2 separate regions of the Homo sapiens genome follow, and region 1 is linked to region 2. A link is a contact called in ENCODE Hi-C data. All regions are on one chromosome and are shown on one strand. Each heading gives the region's core, a stretch centred on a gene start or an enhancer-like site at or near the end of the contact. The rest is flanking DNA. Distances are from core to core; before and after follow the strand shown.

Region 1 (4,913 bases), core at 1-2,500, 190 kb after region 2:
GCCCACTGTGAGCAGAGAGGCCTCATGAGGACCCAAGGCTGCTACCAACAGAACCAGAGGGGGACTCCGGGCACCCATCGTCAGCCTTGCTTACTCCGTGAATTGTCGAACTTCACACTGTACCAGTTTTCTTCAGTGAGACATACAGGTTTTGTAATTTGGAAAAAAAAGAAAAGAAAAAGCATTCTGAAGATAAGGCAAGGAAAGATTTGGACTTTAATTGAAACATTTTAATTTAAAATGTTAATTAAACAGCTTTAATTTTGATGATTAGATTTGAGGGTCATCACACTTTCGTGTACACACATTTGGAAATGAAGACTGGCCACATTTTAAATCCATGTCTTCCATAACTGTGAGCCATGCCTTCTCTAGCTTAGAGCCAAATAAAATCGGACTCACCATTTTGTAAGGACCCTACTTTTTAATCATTGTAATATTATTATCATTTTCCCTAATAGAAATAGAGTCCAGTTGAGGCTACATAATTTGCCCAACAGAGAAAGAGAAAAAGAACAGGCCATTTTTTTTGAGGGTCTGCCTAGCATGTGCACTTAGTATGGTGCTAACCATTCCGCAAACAGATTCTAACCCTGCCCCTGTCACAGATAGGACTAGCTGTGGAAGCATCAGGATTTGAACCCGGTTCCTTCCGACTGTAGAGCCGGTTCTTGACATTCTCACTCAGTATTTCCTGCAAGTGCACACCTTGGAGATGCCCAGGAGACGCTGGAAGATGAGATCAAGACAGTAGGCTGAGCCCGGCTGCAGCCACCACCTCCTGCTCCAAATCCTTAGAAATTATTACAAATATCAACAAGCCTTATTAGCATGGGAAAAGAAGTGACCTGAGAAGACCGGAATCCACTGTGCGTGAGGTGGAGAAGGCTTGGGAGAGCTCCGAGGCTGCTGGGGGACATGGGAAGCAAGAGGGTCCCCAGGTCACCAGCAGGGCGACTGGGAGGAGTGGGGAGCCATAGTGGGCAGACTCCTGTGGATCTGGCCCCTCTCCAGCTTGTGCCAGGCAGCCTGGGACTGATGGGTCTACACTCGATGTGGGCTAAAGAGAAAGTGTGCTGGGCAACTCCCAGGAGGCACACGGAGCCCACCACCCGGAAGCCATGCTCTGGATGTCCCCAAGGCAGCCTGCTACAGTCCCCTGGCCCTCCTCTTCGCAGGCTATTGTGACAAATGCTGTGTTCACAGACAGCTACGGGGAATCCCGAGCAGAACAGTCAGCATCCACCCAGGCACCCGCAAGCATCTGAGGAAGAGCAGCGCCATAAAGAGAAGCACGAAACTCCTCTAACCAAGCCAGCACACAGGCAGGCCACCGATCAGCAGGAAGAGACATCCCACCTTACACACACACACACACACACACACACACACACACACACAGAGACATAGACACACACAGACACACACACACACACAGACACACACACACACAGAGACACACACAGACACACACAGAGACACAGACACACACATACAGGCACACACACACACACACAAAGACACACACAGAGACACAGACACACACACACAGACACACACACATAGACACACACAGACACACACACGGACACACACAGAGACACAGACACACACACAGACAGACACACACAGACACACACACAGACACATACAGACACACACAGAAACACACATGCACAAAGACACACAGACACACACATAGATATGCAGACACACAGACACACATACAAAGAGACACACACAGACACACACACACAGAAAATATTTATGTTTCCTCTTTATGTAGCCAAGGGCACAGGCTCATTGGAAGCAGTCTGATCACCTAGGGGAGAAGCTGTGTCATATTTCACCACTGTCCCCCTTGGGCCTCAGAGTCCCCAGGAGGAAGTGAGCAGCTGACAGTGACAATGTCTCTGCAAGGCAGGGTCTAGCCAGGTCAGAGGGCCTGCACATCTTGCTGCATCCTCACATTACTGTTCGGGGCAAACCTACACAAATCACACAGTCACTGAGATAAGACAGCTTTGGGCTTTCCTGATTCACAACACAGCTTGGTATTGTCAACTGTTCATCCTTATCTTGGAGGAAAAGACTGAGTTAGCATGGGAGCTTCCCTAAGCAGAATCTCAGGCTCCAGCTTTCCAGCACCTCCAGGGCCCCTCTCTACACAGAATTAATGTTAGCAGAGCGAGAATGAATTCAGAATAAATATTACTGATGTCTTGGAGAGAAACAGGAGGATGCAGCATCCACAAACAAGAATCAACTAAAACTCTTGGGAATTAAAACGAGAAGAGTTGCACTGTGAAGCACAGTGGGTGAGCTGCAGAGCAGAGACACCGTTGAAGGACAAATCAGGAATCTGGAAGACCAAGAGGAGGATGCAGCACCAAAAGACAAGGAGGCCGGGAGCAGAGATAAAAGAGTGAGAGACATTGAAGATATTTTTTGAAGTTTTTCAAAATGTGTCTAATGAGAGTTTCAGAAACATATACTTAAATAAATAAGAATAATTTTCAAGTTGCAAAAATATGAGTCCTCAGAAGTGACAGGATACTAGTCAAGAAGAGTAAATTTAGAAAAAAGAAGAATGAAGGACTAGTGAAATAAACAATCTTATGGAAAGACTGATCAACAACAAAATGAGAGAGAGAGAGAGAGCAGGACATGTGAGAACACAAAAGCATTATCTGAAACAAAGAGATAAAACTATATTAGAGAACTTAAAATCATGGCATCATCAGCAAAGGACACAGGGATTCTTGGAGAAACAGTGCATCGTGCATCCGGGGCAGGATATGGACAATCTGGCCCTGGATGTCTTGTCACATCAGAAAGCAAGGAAGTTATCAAAGACTTCTGGGGTCATGCCAAAAGATAGAGGAACCTACTCAGGGGGCCTACTGGCAAAAGAGGAACAGCGTTAGCATCAAGAATCAAATAAATTAAAATTCATGAGTTCATAATGATACTAAGGAAAAAAAACCCCACCTTCATTGGCCGCCTTCAAAAGGTGCTAGGGAATTGACTTATTTTCAGTAGAATGAATAAGAAAACTAAGAGAAAAAAACCCAACTATTTACCCCGACTTTGCTGTACAAACTGTAACTCAGGGTACCACAGAGTTAATGGAAGAAATTTCTTCTTTAGAGATCACTTTCAGCTGATAAATGAAGAAGGTAAGATAGACTTAAAATAACACCACTTTGCAACCTCAAATTAAATAATTGATCTAAGCAACCATCAATGACTGATAAAACCATTGTGTGAAAAGTCGAAAAACCATTAGGACGTTTATAAAGAGTGATTGCGCTGACACCACTGAAAATCATTAAAAAACTCTAAACATCAGAGAGAGACAATTAGACATTCTGTGACTAGGTGATGCAGGAGGAAGAACCCACCATCTATTGGGCATTTTTGCCAAAACATCTTACTAAATCTAATCAGGCCTCTGGATCTACAAAAACATAGGGAAGGTGGGAACATGTCAGGCCACACATAGAAATGCAATTGCCAAAAATCCAGACTGTGGAAAATTGCAAAGGACAAACAATATGGCTTTATCAACAAAAGAAACTGCAATGAAAAAGAAATTGAGGGAGAAAGATAGAAATTAAGAGACTTAGGAACTGTACTGTCCCATGTCCCAGCATGCAAGGGCACTGACTCAACAAACCTGCCCCAAACAAACCAGTGATAAAAACAGAGACAATGCAGGACATTTGAACACTGACTAGATATTTGATATTTTGACTTTTTTATTTATTTTGAGATGGAGTTTCACTCTTGTTGCCCAGGCTGGAGTGCAATGGCATGATCTGGGCTCACTGTAACGTCCATCTCCTGGGTTCAAGCGATTCTCCTGTCTCAGTCTCCCGAGTAGCTGGGATTACAGGTGCCCGCCACCATGCCTCGCTAGTTTTTTGTATTTTTAGTAGAGATGGGGTTTCTCCATGTTAGTCAGGTTGGTCCCAAACTCCTGACCTCAGGTGATCCACCCACCTCAGCCTCCTAAAGTCCTAGGATTACAGGCATGAGCCACCACACCCGGCCCTCTCCAGCCAAGGGTCCAGCCTGGGTCTCCCCTCTCAGAAGCCTAGCCTGTCAACAGCATGCTATTGTGGGCATACATTAACATACACTTTTAAACATACATTTAAACGTATGTTAAATGTATTTTGTTTTTTCTTTTCTAGACTTCTTAAGCTATAAGTATGGAATTGGGTTCTAAATCATCTGGAAAGAGAGAGAAGGGGGTTTACATGGATGCAGATTGGCCATGTGGGGGAAGGAGGGAGGATGGCAGAAGGTGGGTTACCTGCATGGGAGGAGTAAGTTCCAGTGCACCAGAGCACTGGAGGGGGAATCGAGTTAACAATAGTTTGTGGTCTGTTTTCAAAAAGCTAGAAGAGTGGCTTTTGCATGTTCCCAACACCAAGAAATGAAAAATGTTTGCGGTGATAGATATGCTAATTATCCTTATTTGATCATTACACATTGTATACATGTATCCAAGTATCACTCTGTATCCCATAGACAAGCACAATTATTACATGTCAACTAAAAACAAGAGGGTTAAAAAAAAGATTGCCCATGTGTGATAATTACTGAAATTGGGTAATGGGTACAAAGGGGTGCATTTTAATATTCTCTCTACTTGTGTACTGTGTTCAAAAGTTTCTGTAATAAAAAATTTTAAAAAGTGGCCGGGTGTGGTGGCTCACATCTGTAATCCCAGCACCTTGGGAGGCTGAGGCAAGTGGATTGCTTGAGCTCAGGAGTTCGAGACCAACCTGGGCAACATGGTGAACCCCCATCTCTACAAAAAAAAAAAAAATACAAAAATTAGCCAAGCATGGTGGTGTGCGCCTGTAGTCCCAGCTACTTAGGAGGATGAGGTAGGAGGATCG
Region 2 (4,901 bases), core at 2,399-4,898:
GTGGCTGGAGCAGGAGGAAGAGAGTGAAGGGGGAGGTGTCACACACTTTTAAACAACCAGGTCTTGTGAGAACTCACTGTCACAAGAACAGCAAGGGGGGAATCCACCCCCGTGATCCAGTCACCTTCCACCAGGTCCCTCCTCAAACACTGGGGATTACAATTTGACATGAGATTTGGGCGGGGACACAAGTCCAAACCATATCACATATCAACCCTTTTTAGGTGTGCAGTTCAGTGATATTAAGTACATTCCCACTGTTGTGCAACCATCACCACTATTCATCCACAGAACTCTCATCCTATGAAATCAAAACTCTGTGCGCATTAAATACTAACTCCCCATGCCGCTCTTCCCTTGCCCAGCCCCTCCACAGAACTCTCATCCTATGAAATCAAAACTCTGTACGCATTAAATACTAACTCCCCATGCCGCTCTTCCCTTGCCCAGCCCCTCCACAGAACTCTCATCCTATAAAATCAAAACTCTGTACGCATTAAATACTAACTCCCCATGCCGCTCTTCCCTTGCCCAGCCCCTCCACAGAACTCTCATCCTATGAAATCAAAACTCTGTGCGCATTAAATACTAACTCCCCATGCCGCTCTTCCCTTGCCCAGCCCCTCCACAGAACTCTCATCCTATGAAATCAAAACTCTGTGCACATTAAATACTAACTCCCCATGCCGCTCTTCCCTTGCCCAGCCCCTCCACAGAACTCTCATCCTATAAAATCAAAACTCTGTACGCATTAAATACTAACTCCCCATGCCGCTCTTCCCTTGCCCAGCCCCTCCACAGAACTCTCATCCTATAAAATCAAAACTCTGTGCACATTAAATACTAACTCCCCATACCGCTCTTCCCTTGCCCAGCCCCTGGCAACCACTGTTCCTTCTGTCTCTATGATTTTGACTCCTCCAGTTATCTCATCCAAGTGGAATCACACAGTCCTTTCTTATTTCACTCGGCATTATGTCTTCAAGGTTCATGCCTCCTGCAATGTGTCTCAGACTTTTGTTCCTTTTGAAGGCTGAGTAATATTCATTGTCTGTATTTACCATGTTCTTTATCCATTCATTCATCCATGCATGCTCAGCTTGCTTCCACATTTTAGCTGTTGTGAATAACATTTCTATGAACATTGGTGTACAAATTTCTCTTTGAGATGCTGCTTTCCGTTCTTTCGGCTACAGACCCAGAAGTGAAACTGTTAGATCATATTGTAATTCAATTTTTAACTTTCTGAGGAACTGCTGTACTATTTTCCACACAGCGGCAACATCTTACATTCCCAGCATCACAAGAATTCCAATTTCTTCACATCCTTGCCAACACTTGCTATTGTCTGTTTTTTTTTTTAAATAGTAGCCCTCATAATGGGTAAGCAGTGGTATCTCGTAGTTTTGATTTGCATTTCCCTAATGATTAGTGAGTTAAACATCTTTTCCTGTGTTTGTTGGCCATCTTCTTTGGGGAAACATCTATTCAATCCTTTGCCCATTTTCAAATTGGGTTTTGTTGTTTGTTGTTGTTGTTGAGTTTCAGGAGTTCTCCATATATCCTGGATATTAATCCCATATCAGATATATTATTTACAAAATTTTCTTCCATTCTGTGACTTGTCTCTTTACTCCAACCAGTTCCCTATGAATGGACATTTAGCTTGTATGCTAGTCAGCTCCGGCTGCTGTTAACAGATATCACCAACTGGGGTGCTTAAACAACAGACATTGATTTTCTCACAGTTCTGGAGGCTGGAAGTCCAAGATCAAGGTGCCATCAGAGCTGTTTCCTGGTGAGAGCTCTCTTCCTGGCTCATAGGTGGCTGCCTTCTTGCTGTAGCCTCAAAGGCAGAGAGGGAACACTCTGGTGTCTCTCCCTATTTTTTTTTTTTTTTTTGAAACAGAGTCTGGCTCTGTCACCAGGCTGGAGTACAGTGGTGCGATCTTGGCTCACTGCGACCTCTGCCTCCCAGGTTCAAGCGATTCTCCTGCCTCAGCCTCCCAAGTAGCTGGGATTACAGGCATGTGCCACCACACCCAGCTAATTTTTGTTAGTAGAGATGGGGTTTCACCATGTTGGCCAGGATGGTCTCGATCTCTTGACCTTGTGATCTGCCCACCTAGGCCTCCCAAAGTGCTGGGATTACAGGTGCAAGCCACTGCACCCAGCATCTCTCCCTGTTTTTAAGAGGAAACCAGCCCTAGAGAATCAGGGCCACCTCCTTCTGATCTCATCTAACCCTGATTGCCTCCTAATAGCCCTATCTGCAAATACTGTCACACTGCAGGATTCAGGCTTCAACATATGGATTTAGAGAGGACACAATTCAGTGCATAGCAACTTGTTGCCATATTTGGCTATTGTCAAATAAAAACAATACGGAGGGCTGGGCGACCTGCACATTCAGTCCCTTAGAACCAGAAGCTTGAGCAGCCCAGAGGCCAGTGCAGACCCTGCTTGCCTGGCGCTTTGCTGTGACCTCTGCTTGACAATGCTTGCTGCCTTGGAGCTGACGGGCTCTCGTCCAGCTCAGCTGGGGCACAAAACCGTGTAGCTTTGTCTAATTAAGAGCCACAGATGAAGTGCACCTTGGATGTGTTTCTTATTATTTCGGATGAAAGGTTGGCCTCTCTAGAAATCACCCCCAAGATTACTGTGCCTCAAACCTCGCTTGTTCCAGCCGATAGGGAAATGACGTTTTAACGATCATGTTAAATGAAACTGTAAGCTTGACCTTATTAGCTGCCTCTTCTTAATTAGCTGCTTATGCAAGCATTCTTTCCCCCCTGTAGATACAAATCAACAATTTCCAAGCCATCTTTGAACCAACCCACTCTTCTGTCCCCTTGCCAATTCCCTAGCTCCAGGGTTAATAAACTTCACATATGCTCAAGAGCAATTGCGTTAAGAAATGTTGCTTCCACGTAATTACTAGCAAAGTGCAGCATCAGCAGCCATTCATCCCTCACACATGTGCAAATTTACTGCAGGGTACATTCCTAGGAGTGTGTGTCATGGAGGACGGCTTGGCAGCTAGCATTCTGTGTGCTCTCCTCGCTGTTCCTTCAAAGGCTGGAAGGTGAGCCACTGCTTTTCCCGCTTCCCTTGCCGCTAGAGTTCTAAATGTGAAATGGGTTATGCCCGGTGGTCAATGTTTAACAACCAGCTCTCAAAAAAAAACAAAAAAACAACACAAAACAAAAGCAACCCGGCTGTTAGTGCTTGCTGATTTCCATGGTGTAAATATATCCACTGTGGTCAATTTCAATCTTGCTATCCCCTGGTGTCCCTGGACCTGGAATTGGAATTGCCGTGCACCGTTGGCTGTCACTAGGCTGAGCCAGCTCCAGCACATCCATAGTCCTGCCAATTCTTCGCACACCACTATGATTCAGAGGCCAAGACTCTCCTCCTGCTGCTTTTGGCCGTTTCTGCTGGCGAGCAAAGTTGTGGTGGTTGTTTTTCCTGTGGCAGCGTTCCAGGGTCCATTCAGTCCCTTTGTGGGGTCAAGAGGCAGGTATGGTACAGCACTGGGAGCCTCCCGACCCCCACCTGGCTGAGTGGAGTCAGGCTAGCAGAGCCCAGCCGGCTGGTCCCCAGGCCTTTTTCCGGGCACCACGCCAATAGGCCTGGCCCATGCCTCTCAATAAAACGGTAAGCCCCTAATTTCCTGTCTAAACCCCTTTTTGCTTAAAATTGTTAGAGTGGTTTCTGTTTCCTGTAACTAAACCCTGGCTGATGTAAAGTGGAACCTGAAACTGCATTTTTTTTTTTTTAAAGCAGATGTACGTTTTCCTTAGGCTTGTCTCCTAATCTGTCTGTGCAGAAGGATTTTAATGCGTTGTGAGGCCTGGGAGGACAATAATGAGTAAATTGGCACTCATTAAGCTTTGTAAATCTGAGAACTCTGGAGACAAAGCATCTGAGTGAGCTGAGAAGGGTGAGACCCACTTCTAGGGTCTGTGAGGCCCTGTCCTCTTAGCACTCCTTCTGCCAGGCCCCGGCAAGGCTGTCTGTGTTCACCAGGCAGAGGCTAGGCTGTAGGATGCTGGCGTTAGTTAGGGAGAAACTGGATTTTCTTAGATCCACAGAATCAGACACAAGTCATGAGACTATGTCATTTAGTTTGCAACTCCAAATGCTTTTGAGGCTGAGTTAACTGTGGGACGTCTCTTTGGATTTACTCTCAGGCAGGGCTCCTCCCTGGGGAGCAAACTACTCCTGAGGTGAGATGGGGGAGAACAGATGTGTACCAGTGATCCCAGCAGCCTAGGGAGGAGGCCCGACTTGCAGAGGCATTCTTTCAGCTCATTAAAGAGCACCCTCTTTGATAAAGGCAATTACCTCTTGGGAAAGAAGCCTGTTAGCAGCCCTCAGAACCTGGGTGTGAATGAATTTCCAGGTTCTTTCCAAGCTGAGAGCAGGTAGGTACTGCGAGGATGAGGCACAGCCTGGGTAAGTCTGGCAGCCGGAACTGTGGGGAGTAGACCCACCCACGGTCACTAATAAGAGGGGCTAGTCGGGACTGTGCCCTGAGAAGTGGGAGCTGAGCCCTGCAGAACCAGCTTCTAGGCTCTGTCCCCTCCTGCTGGCCCTTGGATAAGCCTCTCTGGGCCCCCTGCTTTCTCATCTGTCAAATGGGGATTATATTACCTAGCCTCATAATGTTCTCCTGCGGTGGGTAAAATGGAATCTTCAAAGCGCTAGGGAAATAGAAAGTGAGGGCGGGGTAGTGGGAGCTGTGGGCCTGGGTTCAGGCAGCGAGGTGACACACTGTCACTGAAGTCACAATAATAAAATCTACTAAGTCAGACGACTGGTGTTTTTGTTGCTGTTGTTTGTTTTTCTAATTACCAGGCATGATTAAATACTCCTGCCAGGGAAAATATTTTGTT

What was found. A loop is a pair of places that touch in the nucleus more often than their neighbours do. Pooled maps may share reads with other maps.
Region 1: a pooled map shows a loop between it and region 2 (3-fold over the local background). The contact joins two enhancer-like sites. A Hi-C loop is called at or near these places in 9 of 37 single-sample maps with no recorded cell type and 5 of 50 pooled maps.

The regions. Positions count from the first base shown.
Region 1 is chr15:100,937,953-100,942,865 of GRCh38, reverse strand. The region is part of intron 2 of LRRK1 (leucine rich repeat kinase 1); the gene reads right to left. Among named protein-coding and RNA genes, the nearest start is that of LRRK1, 21 kb to the right of the region's middle. RefSeq lists enhancers at 999-1,148, 1,189-1,328. Within about 2 kb of position 1,250, at least 4 of the 41 ENCODE cell types and tissues checked have a DNase peak (open chromatin) inside an H3K27ac peak, as active enhancers do.
Region 2 is chr15:101,126,483-101,131,383 of GRCh38, reverse strand. The region is part of intron 1 of LRRK1-AS1 (LRRK1 antisense RNA 1); the gene reads left to right. Among named protein-coding and RNA genes, the nearest start is that of LRRK1-AS1, 23 kb to the left of the region's middle. RefSeq lists silencers at 1-137, 4,479-4,528 and enhancers at 3,359-3,528, 3,739-3,848, 4,139-4,188. Within about 2 kb of position 3,648, at least 37 of the 41 ENCODE cell types and tissues checked have a DNase peak (open chromatin) inside an H3K27ac peak, as active enhancers do.